Regions from separate parts of the Homo sapiens genome. Here region 1 is linked to region 2. A link is a loop called in an ENCODE intact Hi-C map of the cell type or tissue named here. Cell type or tissue: mammary epithelial cell. All regions are shown on one strand. Links, peaks and the distances in the headings refer to the core of each region. The heading gives the core; the rest is flanking DNA.

Evidence for each region. Peaks named below come from ENCODE experiments on the same cell type or tissue, not always from the same donor. Only the 100,000 strongest peaks of a DNase experiment are listed, where the experiment ranks them.
Region 1: it touches region 2 in a loop (5-fold over the local background); 6 of 110 quality-filtered maps call a loop at or near these places.

What each region holds. Positions count from the first base shown.
Region 1 is chr9:124,340,905-124,346,271 of GRCh38, reverse strand. All of the region lies in intron 8 of NEK6 (NIMA related kinase 6), which reads right to left. Among named protein-coding and RNA genes, the nearest start is that of PSMB7, 72 kb to the left of the region's middle. RefSeq lists enhancers at 2,103-2,975, 2,976-3,847. In mammary epithelial cell, for the core only: no CTCF peak of the experiment used is centred there; a DNase peak (open chromatin) is centred at 3,161.
Region 2 is chr9:124,124,678-124,130,044 of GRCh38, reverse strand. No RefSeq gene overlaps it. Among named protein-coding and RNA genes, the nearest start is that of LHX2, 120 kb to the right of the region's middle. In mammary epithelial cell, for the core only: a CTCF peak has its summit at 3,055 (motif pointing left); a DNase peak (open chromatin) is centred at 3,054.

The sequences.
Region 1 (5,367 bases), core at 129-5,128, 220 kb before region 2:
GAGGAGCTTCAGAGCCTGGCACCATCCTTGGGTTTGCAGATGGCCTTTGGGGAAGCTGCTGAGTGCAGCCTGGAGACTGTGGGCTTTCCTCAGCCCCAGGTTCAGCACCCTCGGGACCAGGAGCCCAGGCCAGGCCAAGTGCCTTCAGGTGGGTGTTTAGGGACAGCATCACCTCTGTCTTCCGGCTGGCTGGGAGCTTGGGCCCCTCAGAGAAGGGCTGGGAACCCATGTGGAGCCTGAAACCCACCCTTGGAGGAGGGCTGCAGGGAGGGTCTGGCCAGGCAGGGGAAGTGTGAGGATGCAGAGGCCCTGCCCATTTTGGGGTCTGCTGACCTGACCAGGAGCGGGCTGGGAGCCTGCCAAATGCACCACCCAGGTGACGCATGTCCAGGAATTAAAATGAGACTCTCGGGTGCAAAGGGTTAATCGGGCATTTTCAAAGGACATCTGTTGCCATAACAGAGAGCAGCTGAGACTCCAGGACGGTCACCTGGGGTGATCTGGGTGCCCCCGAGTTGCAGCTGGAGGATTAAGGTGGATTTTCCTGGACTGTTACTGTGCAGCGTAGAAGGGACATTTTGAGTGTTGGTCCTGTGAACGCAGGCCCTGGTTTTTCATGTGGCTGACCCCGGAGAGGAATCAGCCGATCTTCAACTTCAGATCATGCCCATTTGATCTCAATTTTATAAACCTCGCTGCTGGGAACTCCAAAGGCCCCAGAACGCTGAGGGGAGCATTGAGCCCCCAAGCTGGCATCCACTTCCCATCATGTCTCTGCTCTTTCCAGCACTTTCTCCACATCGTTTCAGAAAAGCCTTTTGAATGGGGTCAGCAGTGAGCTATGCCAGAGGACCCCTCTCGGCCTTCCCCAGGAACAGGCCTCCTCCATCCGCCCCAGCCTGCCCCCACTCTGCTGCCGGCCATGGGCCTTCCACCCTCATCAGGGCAATGGGCTGTGAAGAAAGCTCTGGGCTGCGCGGATTACAACGATTACCCTGGACGGCGAGATCTCCTTCTACCAGTGACCACCCAGACTCTGACTGGTCGAAATAGAGAGGACTCACTGTCTGGGGCCTCGTTAGAACTGCCGAGGCCACGGCTCTCAGCGCTGCTCCTCAAATGCCAAGCCCTTCTCTCTGGTGTCATCAGGGTGACATATAGCCGAGGAAAAGGGGGTGGGTGGGCCCTGGCCCCCACCAGGAGGGCTCAGAGAAGCTGGTGTGTGATCTGAGATGTCAGAGGGACAAGGGGAATCTGACTCCTGCCTGTCAGGGCCTCAGACACCCATCTTGTCACCCAGTGTCTCTCGAGCACATCCCAGACAGAAGGGTGACTGGAGGCCAGGAGGTCTGCAGCCCTGCTCCTCCACCACGGAGGGGCGTCCAGGCCTCTCTGCCGTCCAAGCAGCATTCCAAAGCGGCGTCCCGGCCAAGGCTCCGCAGATCTTCCCCTTGAGTCCGCTGTCTCGCTGGGTCTCAGTCCCAGCTGGGCACCTCAAGGCTGCTGCGAGGAGGCCCCCTATGAGGATCCTGGGACTGGCACTGAATGAGCCAATTCCTCTAGCTCCGTAATTGCAGCTGAGCTCCCACATAGATAAAAATCAGTCCTGCAGAGCGGGCAGCCCGCTGGGCACCTCCATGGGCATCTAGGTAACGAGAACAGAGCCCGGCCTTCCGATATCCCAAGCTCGGGCATTGTTGCTCCCAGCTCCCACCGGGGGCTCCCCACCGCCTGGCCTGCGAGTCATGATTCACTCCATGTTCGGGCCAGCACTCCTGATTCCAGCCTCTTCAAGACACTCCGCTGGGGCCCCACCCGAGGGCCAGGTGCGGGGCTTTGTGGTGGCTCCCACTAGCTGGGGTCAGCGCCAGCAACTCCGGTGGCCACAGGAGGTCCTCGGTAATAGCTGATGCCCAAGTGTGAGAGAGGGTATGGGGGACTCAATGGTGGGCCCCAAAGACATCCATCACCGAATTTTTGGGACTTGTAAATGACACTTTATAGGGCAAATGGGATTTTGCAGCTGTGATGAAATGTTGGCTCCTGAGATGGGGGCATTATCCAGGTGGGCCCCAACGTACCCACAAGAGCCCTCATGACAGGGAGCCCGAGAGAGAAGGGCACAGAAGAGGGGAAGACGCCAGGCTGACGCACACCAGAGGCTGTGGTGACACAAGGCGGGGACCGAGGACCGCGGGTGGCCTCTCCATTTTCCATGGAAAACATAAGGAAACAGATTCGCCCCCAGAACGTCCAGAAGGCACCTGCCCGCTGACACCTTGACTTAGCCCAGCGAGACTGATTTTGGACATCTGGCCTCCAGAATCCTCGAGATCTAAGAGAGTAAACTTATGTTGCTTGAAGCCATCGGCGTGGTGGCATCTGTCACTGCAGCCACAGGGATGAGCACAGGGGCTTTTGAGCCTTCCGGGCTGTGCTGGGGCTTGGGGAAGGGCAGGTTTTCTCCGGCTGTGTCTGTCACCAGGGCCCAGGTGACCTGGGTATGTGCCCTGTGCAGGATCCTCAGCTGTTGTCCAGAGAGGGCAGGGGGCTTTGTCACAGCTCTTCAGGCTGGTGCCCCTGGAAGACACCACAGGCTGTGGGGCGGGAGGCTCCGGGCGTGACTGCGGGAGGCCTCTTTCCAATTACATGGCCGTGGGCTCAGATGTGGCTCTCCTCCCTGTCTGCTGGGGAAACGCCTGCTTCACCTTCCCCTTTAGGGACTGCAGGAGTGGGGAGGGGGTCACTTGGCACAGAGCCCCTGCCCCGTTACCCTTGGATGGGCCGGCTATGGGTGGCCACAGCAGCCTGCTGCTGTGTGAGGCCGGGGCTGCTAGGGTTAGGTCAGCGCCTGATGTCCCTGAGGACGCTAATCCCCTCAGGGCTTGACTGCTGTGTTTCATTCACTTCCTACTGCTGACTGGTATCCACCCCTGGCTGTGATCTGTCCCCCCACACCACCCCTCGCTGCGATCGGTACCTCCCCAGCTGCGATCCATCCCCCGTACCACCCCCCGGCTGCGATCCGTCCCCTCACCGCCCCCCGGCTGTGGTCCAGCCCCCCCAGCTGCGAGCCGCACAGCCCCACTCACTCCAACAAATGAGTCAGCTCGGCGTAACCCGAGCCTCAATGCCAGGGAGTCACGAAGGCGGGACTGCCTTGTGAGATGCACATTTAGGTGCCCACAAATGAGGACTCGGAGGAGGACTGCCCGAGCCAGAATTCAGTGAGGCCTGGCACAGGATGGGCTGTGCCTGCCTCTGCAGAGCCGAGACAAAGACTGAGGCAGGGAACGGGGCTGGGAACCACAGGGCCGGTTCTCAAGTGGAGGGCCTGGCACAGGCAGAGGGAGCCAGCTGCTGGCCTCCCGGCCCCAGCCCCAGGGAAGTGGGCACAGCTCTGTCAGCCTGGCCAGCCTGTGTGTGTGTTCATATGCTGTGTGTGTGTTTATGTGTGGAGAGCCCATGGTTCATGGGAGACAGGAAGCAGCTTACAAAAACACAAAGCAGAATGGAAAAAGAAACGAAAAGCCATCTGACCCAGGGACAAGACACATGAGGAAAGGAGGACAAAGTGGAGCCTCCTCGGAGACTGAGGCTGGGCTGCACTTTGGCTTCCCGCTGGCCAAAGCAAAAAGGGAAATGTGGCAAGCTGCAGGAGCCTCGTGCCGGAGGCGGGCAGAAGTGCCCGTGCTTGGCCTGCAGCTGGTGGACAGGCCCGAGGGCCTTCTCTGACTCGGGCACCTCACCCCTAGGGCCTCATTCCTTCCTCACTATGACAAGGTGGGCTGGCCACTCATTCTACATATGGGACACCTGAGGCCCACCCGGGAGGGGCTGACTTGCCTGGATCCTTCCGTGGGTGGGCCCTGGAGCTGGGATTTGGATGAAAGTGAGTTGGTAAGTGAGCTGCCTACACACAGACACGTGCTCTAATTCAAAATTGTGCTCCCCGACCATCCACTATGCTGCGGGCATTAGCCTGGGCCTTGGGAGACCTAGAACGCCTGTCTCTTCCCCTCAGGATCTGACACCGGGTGAACGATGCCCACTTACAGGTGGGTTTGCATCCCCTCCTCAGACCTTAGGGCAAGTGGGGGCAGGGCGGTGACGCTGGAGCCCTGAGCCCAGGGACAGCCGGGTTAGCAGGTGACATGGGCGTGACTCTACTGCTAGCCTCAGCGACCTTGGTGGCCAGAGTGGCCACCTGCCTGGATTTAGAGGAGTCCTGGAGAGACTGGAACTCACGACTCCTCCTGGGGGACACACACCAGCAGCACAGTGGCTCTGCGCCACTCAACAACTCTCCACACCCGGGGCTTTCCCCACCTGGATTTAACGTCTTCTCCGCAAAATAACAGGCACGCACCCTCCCCGGGGCTGTTCGGAATGTGCAGGCACACAGGGCCCTACACCAGCAGGTTTCCTCCTGTCTCAGAAGAGTTTGGACTTAACATGTCTTGTCTCCTATGGCTAAAGACACTGACTTCCCTCCAAATTCTCTCCTACATCCACTGCCCTCCCCCGAGCCCACCCACACACCCTGCTCAACACTCGCCGCCCCAACCCACCCAGGAGCTGGGCTGTGGAGAGACAGGGAGGCAGGGAGGACAAATGGCTCGTCCCCCTTTCACCTGCAGGCCCCTTCCCCATCCACTACACACTCGCCATGGCTGCTCCAGCTAGGTCCTCATTCAAAGAGCTCCTCCTGCAACCGATGCCCTGTGGAGTCCTGGAAAGAGCACCCGGCCTGCTTCCCAGCTCTGTCAGGGCCAGACTAACCCACAGACCCTCTTGTCACCCGCATCTGCTGAGCCCTGGGAGAAGGGGTCCCACCCTCTTGTCACCTGCATCTGCTGAGCCCTGGGAGAAGGGGTCCCACCCTCTTGTCACCCGCATCTGCTGAGCCCCGGGAGAAGGGGTCCCAAGCACCAGTTCCACAAGGACCACACCTCCAGCCAGTCTGTTAAAATGAAATATAGCAGGTCACTGGCTTATAAAGAAAGATGCTGCCAGCCTGGCTAACATGGTGAAACCCCGTCTCTACCAAAAAATACGAAAATTTGCCGGGTGGGGTGGCGGGCGTCTGTAGTCCCAGCTACTTGGGAGGCTAAGGCAGGATAATTGCTTGAACCTGGGAGGTGGAGGCCGCAGTGAGCCGAGATTGCGCCACTGCCCTCCAGCCCGGGCGACAAGAGTGAGACTCTGTCTCAAAAAAACAAAAGAAAGATGCTGTGAAGTTTAAACCCTGCAAACAGATCAGAGTTTTGAACTCATAGTCTCAATCTGTAATGTGGGGAGGGGAAATCTCACCACCAAAAGACCCTGGCCACAAGACCCCCTGGCCACGAGAGCGGCCGCGGGTCC
Region 2 (5,367 bases), core at 264-5,263:
GTCAGGTGCAGAGGCCAGGGAAGATCACCTCCTAGACCCACGTTCATCTTGCCCTCTTTTTTTTTTTTTTTTTTTTTTTTGAGACAGGGTCTCACTCTGTCTCCCAGGCTGGAGTGCAGTGGCATGATCTCAACGCTCTGCAACCTCTGCCTCCCGGGTTCAAGCGATTCTCCTCCATCGGCCTCCCCAGTAGCTGGGATTACAGGTGCGTGCCACCATGCCCGGCTAATTTTTTCTATTTGTAATAGAGATGGGGTTTCACCATGTTGGCCAGGCTGGTCTCAAACTCCTGACCTCAAGTGATCTGCCTGCTTCGGCCTCCTAAAGTGCTGGGATTACAGGCTTGAGCCACTGCGCCTGGCCCATCTTGCCCTGTTGTTCCTTCCTCCATCATCTCTCACCTATAAACTTGCCAAGAGAGCCAAAGGGTTCCTCCAACGCTTCCCACTAACTTCCATCCACTCAATGCTCTTCCTGGCTGTCTGACATCTGGCTGGAAAGACCCAATGTGACATCAGATGCTCCCCCTCCGGGGTCCCTTTCTTGCTCCCTCACCTCACAGCCTCCTGGGCCCCTGGGCCTCTGCCAAGAGTTGTTGACAAGATTGGGCACCTTGGAGTCCTTGTCTGTGCCAGGAGTGTCTCCTGGGAAAGCCAGGGGGCACCTTTTCTGGCACAGGGCCTGGGGAGCGGCCTCCGAGGGCTCCCCCAACACACCCACCCTCTTTCTGCTGCAGAGCAGGAATGTTGATTTCAGTGCAAATAACTCATTATTTTGCTTCCCAGACCAGAAAGCCCCACATGTGGAGTTAATTCCCCATTCTGACTTAAGGCTAGTGCCAGTCAGAACTGGGAGTTTTGCTTAATACCCACTAGGCACCATTGTTTCCATCACAGGGTTAATTAGTCCCCAAGAGCCTTGAGCCGAGGGAGGCTGCTCTGGGTGGAGAGTCCAGAGACCCAGATTTTGAATCTGCATTTGCCAACGACCATCTGCTTGAGCTTCACTAGACAAGGCCCTTTCTCTCTCCGGACCTCAGTTTTCCCATCTGCAAAATGAGCAGGTGAACCTGGATGATCACCAAAGTCCTTTCCGGCTGTCTCAAAGTTTCCGTGACATTCTGTGGTGCTGACATTCTGTAACACCCGACAACGGTCTAGCATGATGATGTTCTAAGTCATTCCATGACATTTACAGCTATCTGCAGCACTGTCTGATGACGTTGTCTTCGGAAGGTGGTCCTTGACATTCCATGACATTTACAATGATCTGCAGCATTCTATGACATCCGTTGACATTTACAAGAATTCAGAATACCCCGTGACATTCTTTGACATTCCAGAGCATTTTACGACATTCCTGGACATTCTATAGCACTCTGTGGCATTCTAGTCATGATATTCTGTGGCATTCTGTGACATTCTAAGTTTATACTATGTAGATTCATCTCTCTTCCAAGGGTCCTCCCTGGCATCACTGGAGAAGTCACATTCCCACCCAAGGACTTTTCACCCTAAAGCTCCTCCTGCCCATGCTGTGTGACCCCTCTGTGGTCAGAAGTTCTTGAACTTGGGCCTCTAGAGTCAGGCAGCCACTCCAGGATCTTGATCTGGGCTTTGGGGGTGGGGTGGAGGGAATAGCAGTCTCCCCAGGGTGTTTTGCACCTAAAGAAATAGGTTTTCCCCTCCCCCACTGCCACCAGAGTATTCTAGTAAATGGCTCTTACCTTCAGGATAAGGGTTTCCCTTGGCATAGTGTTGAGTTTAAGCATACCAGATATTTGAAAAATTTCGACCTACAGGAACAGCAATTTTATTTTATTTTATTTTTTACTTTTTTTTGAGATGGAGTCTCACTCTGTCACCCAGGCTGGAGTGCAGTGGGGTGGTCTCAGCTCACTGCAGCCTCCCCCTCCCCAGGTTCAAGCGATTCTCCTGCCTCAGCCTCCCAAGTAGCTGGGATTACAGGCACGTGCCACCACGCCTGGCTAATTTTTAGTAGAGCCAGGGTTTCACCATGTTGGCCAGGCTGGTCTTGAACTCCTGACCTCAAGTGATCCACCTGCCTTGGTCTCCCAAAGTGCTGGGATTACAGGCTTGAGCCACCATGCCTGGCCATGGGAACAGCAATTTTATGCAGTTCAACCTAATACAGCAGAAAGAATGTGGGAATTTCTTTCTGCTGTATTAGGTTGAACCATATACAATTTGGGAATCAGATGGCCCTGGGGCAAATACTGGTACTGTTATTTGTTAGCTGTGAAACTTGGGGCAACCTCACCCGGCCTCACTTTCCTCATCCATCAATGGAGATAATCATGGGTTGTTTTTCAAGGGTTTGTAGAGGACTCAGGGAAATGCCGAGGGTGAAGAGGAACGCCTAGGGTCTGGAACAGAATAAGAAGGCTCAGGATCTTTCTTCCTCCTTTTTCCCTTTTCCCTTCCCTTTTTCCCCTTCTCTTCCCTCCTTTTTCCCCATTCTCCCTTTCCCTAGAACAACAGTGAAACAATCCATGAGCAAAATGGCGCCAGCTGAAAAAGAGAGCCTGGGCATGGGTCTTGGCTGCTTCCTCCTTGCTGTTCAGCCTGGAGGATGCAGTTCTGTTCTGTGGGCCTCAGTGTTCCCATCTGTAGAATGGGCTGGAAGACCATGAGATCAACTAGGAAGACCCTTCCGGCTCTGATGGTCTGGGCTTCCCCAGCTGGGGGAACAGAAGGATGACAGAACAAGGAATCTTGAAGTCTGGTCGGGCAAGAATTGGGGAGCAAGGGGGTCACCATAGATAGTCTTTGAGGACAGGGCACTAGAAAGTGGCTTAAAGTCAGTGGAGGAGGCGAGACCTGAAGAAGTGCTTCTTTCTAAGCTTTGAGGGATGATGACTTGGTTGTAATGCTGCTGCTCCATAGAGTTTTAGAACGACCCCGTAGATCTCCGCTAACGAGGGTGGGCAGGTGCCCCACCGGGTGGGCCGCATCCTCTCCAGCCCTCCAGGCCCCCGCGGGAAGGACCCAGGCTGCTGTGGAAACCTTAAGAGACTGCGCCCCCTGGTGTCAGAACGCTGTCATTGCAGCATGGGACTTCCAGCCTGGGGAGGCAGCTTCTCACCTGCAGACGAGGGCTCCACCCTAGCCAGCAAGTTTCTTTCCAAGAGGAGGCTGGGGAGCAGCGCTTGGGAAGAAAGTGGCTTAAGTTGGGTCAAGCCTGTAGGGCTGAAGGCTGGTAAGGACCCTTCATTAACCTCTTGAGCAAATATTTATTGAGAACCTACTATGTGCCCGGCAGTGCGTTGGGCCCTTGGATCCAGCTTTGAACAAGACAAAGCCCTTGCTTGGCAAGGAGCCCACACAATCCAGGGCTCTCGGACTGGCTGAGGACCTGCTATGTGCCCAGGTCTTATCCCCCAGACTCTTCAAAGCAACTGTGGAGGCGAGAATTATCATCTCCATTTTATTTATTTATATTATTTTATTTTTTGAGACTGAGTCTCACTCTATTGCCCAGGCTGGAGAGCAGTGGTGCGATCTTGGCTCACTGCAACCTCTCTCTCCCAGGTTCAAGCAATTCTCCTGCCTTAGCCTCCTGAGTAGCTGGGATTACAGGTGCGCGCCACCATGCCCAGATAATTTTCGTATTTTTAGTAGAGACGGGGTTTCACCATGTTACCCAGGCTGATCTCAAACTCCTGACCTCAGTTGATCCGCCCACCTCGGCCTCCCAAAGTGCTGGGATTACAGGTGTGAGCCACCGTGACTGGCCTCATCTCCATTTTACAGGTGGGGGAACTGAGGCCTGAGGCCACACAAGTGTAAGGGGCAGAGCTGGGATCTGGACCATCAGACTTGGATCTGGGCCATCCAGAGTATCCCATCACACAAGGTTCATGTAGCAGAAATCACCTGCCCCTCCAAGCAAGTCACTTGCCTCCTCTGGGACACGGAGCCAGTGAGGTGCCTGGAGGATTACACAAGGTAGGGGGTGTCCTGATGCCCTTGCCCTGTGTCCAGGGAGACCTCCTTCCAAAGAGTGGGGGTTGCTCTCTGGAAGTGGGCATCCTGGGGCTCCGGGCATTGTTCTCATTGTCTGGCCCTCCTCTTTGTCTCTGGAGTATCCTGGGCTCGCTTCTCCCCCGGCAGAGCCAAGGGCCAGCTGCCTGGAGAGCAGGACCTGCCGGCCGCAGGCTCATTAGAGCCCTCGCAGACGCCCCTCTACCGGGACTCCCCACCCAGGGTCTGAGGGGGAGTTTGACACGAGTCTAAAAATAGCTGCTGTTTTGTTCCTTTGTTGGAGGGGAGGGGCTGGCAGAGGGATTCGGGCTCCTCTTAATGACCGACCCACCAAGAACAAAGGCTTTTCTTTGCGTTGGCTCTGCTTCCAGCAGCAGCAGGCCCCCGGCTCCAGTATCATCCTTGGGGCTCAAGTGGAACCCAAGCTGCTCCTGAAGAGCCAGCTTGAGGGCAAAGGCAGGCCCAGGCCTCTGACCAGGGCAGCCCCAGCCCAGGCTGACCGGCGGGCACATGGTGGGCAGTGGGGTCTGTGGGCAGGGCTCTGCAGGGGAGGGGTCTGCCTGTGACACTGTTTGTGATGTCAGACCCCCTGGCAAGGCTGGGGGCGGCAAGCATGGGACGGCAAATGACTGTGCGTGGCTGGTTGCAGGCAGGTGACTCTGTGGGATTGTGTGTGACTGTGCCTGGGACACTGCGTGGCTGTGTGCAGGCAACACCATGAGGGACTGTGTGGACGCTGCTGTGGAAATTGCATGACTGTGCCTGTGACACTGCGATGGGACTGGGCGTGAGCAGGTGAGGTCGTGAGTGACTGCGTGGCTGTGCAGGTGACAGCATGAGTGAGTGTTGGCTGTGCATAGTGAGACTCGCTAATGGGCAGGTGACGTTGTATGTGTTGGATTGACATGGGGTGATGGGGCTGATGGTACAGGGAACATTCTATGTGACTCTGTGACTGTATTGGTGACACTGGGAGGTGGGGCTAACTGTGCAGGTGACATTGCAAGTGGCCCTGGGACTGTGTGCAGGTGATCATGACTAAACCATTGTCAGGAAACTGGCAGATCTCAGAGCCCATCAGGCGCCTGGAACAGCTTCCGGCCCTCTTCTCACCTCCCCTTCTGTGGGGCAGCTCATGGGGCCCTCCCTTGGATGGCTCCTCCTGCCTCGCCTGCTGCTCACCTGCCACCTGTGTCTCTAGGCGTCCCTCTCTGCATCATCGGGTTCAGGGTATAAGGCCTCCAACCACCCAGCACGGGAGCTGCACTTGGGAGAATGACTGGAGCAAAAGCAAATGCATGACACTCCTGCTGGGACCTGCCCAGGAGAAAGGAGGCCAGAGGGGAGCCCGGGGGTGGCTGGG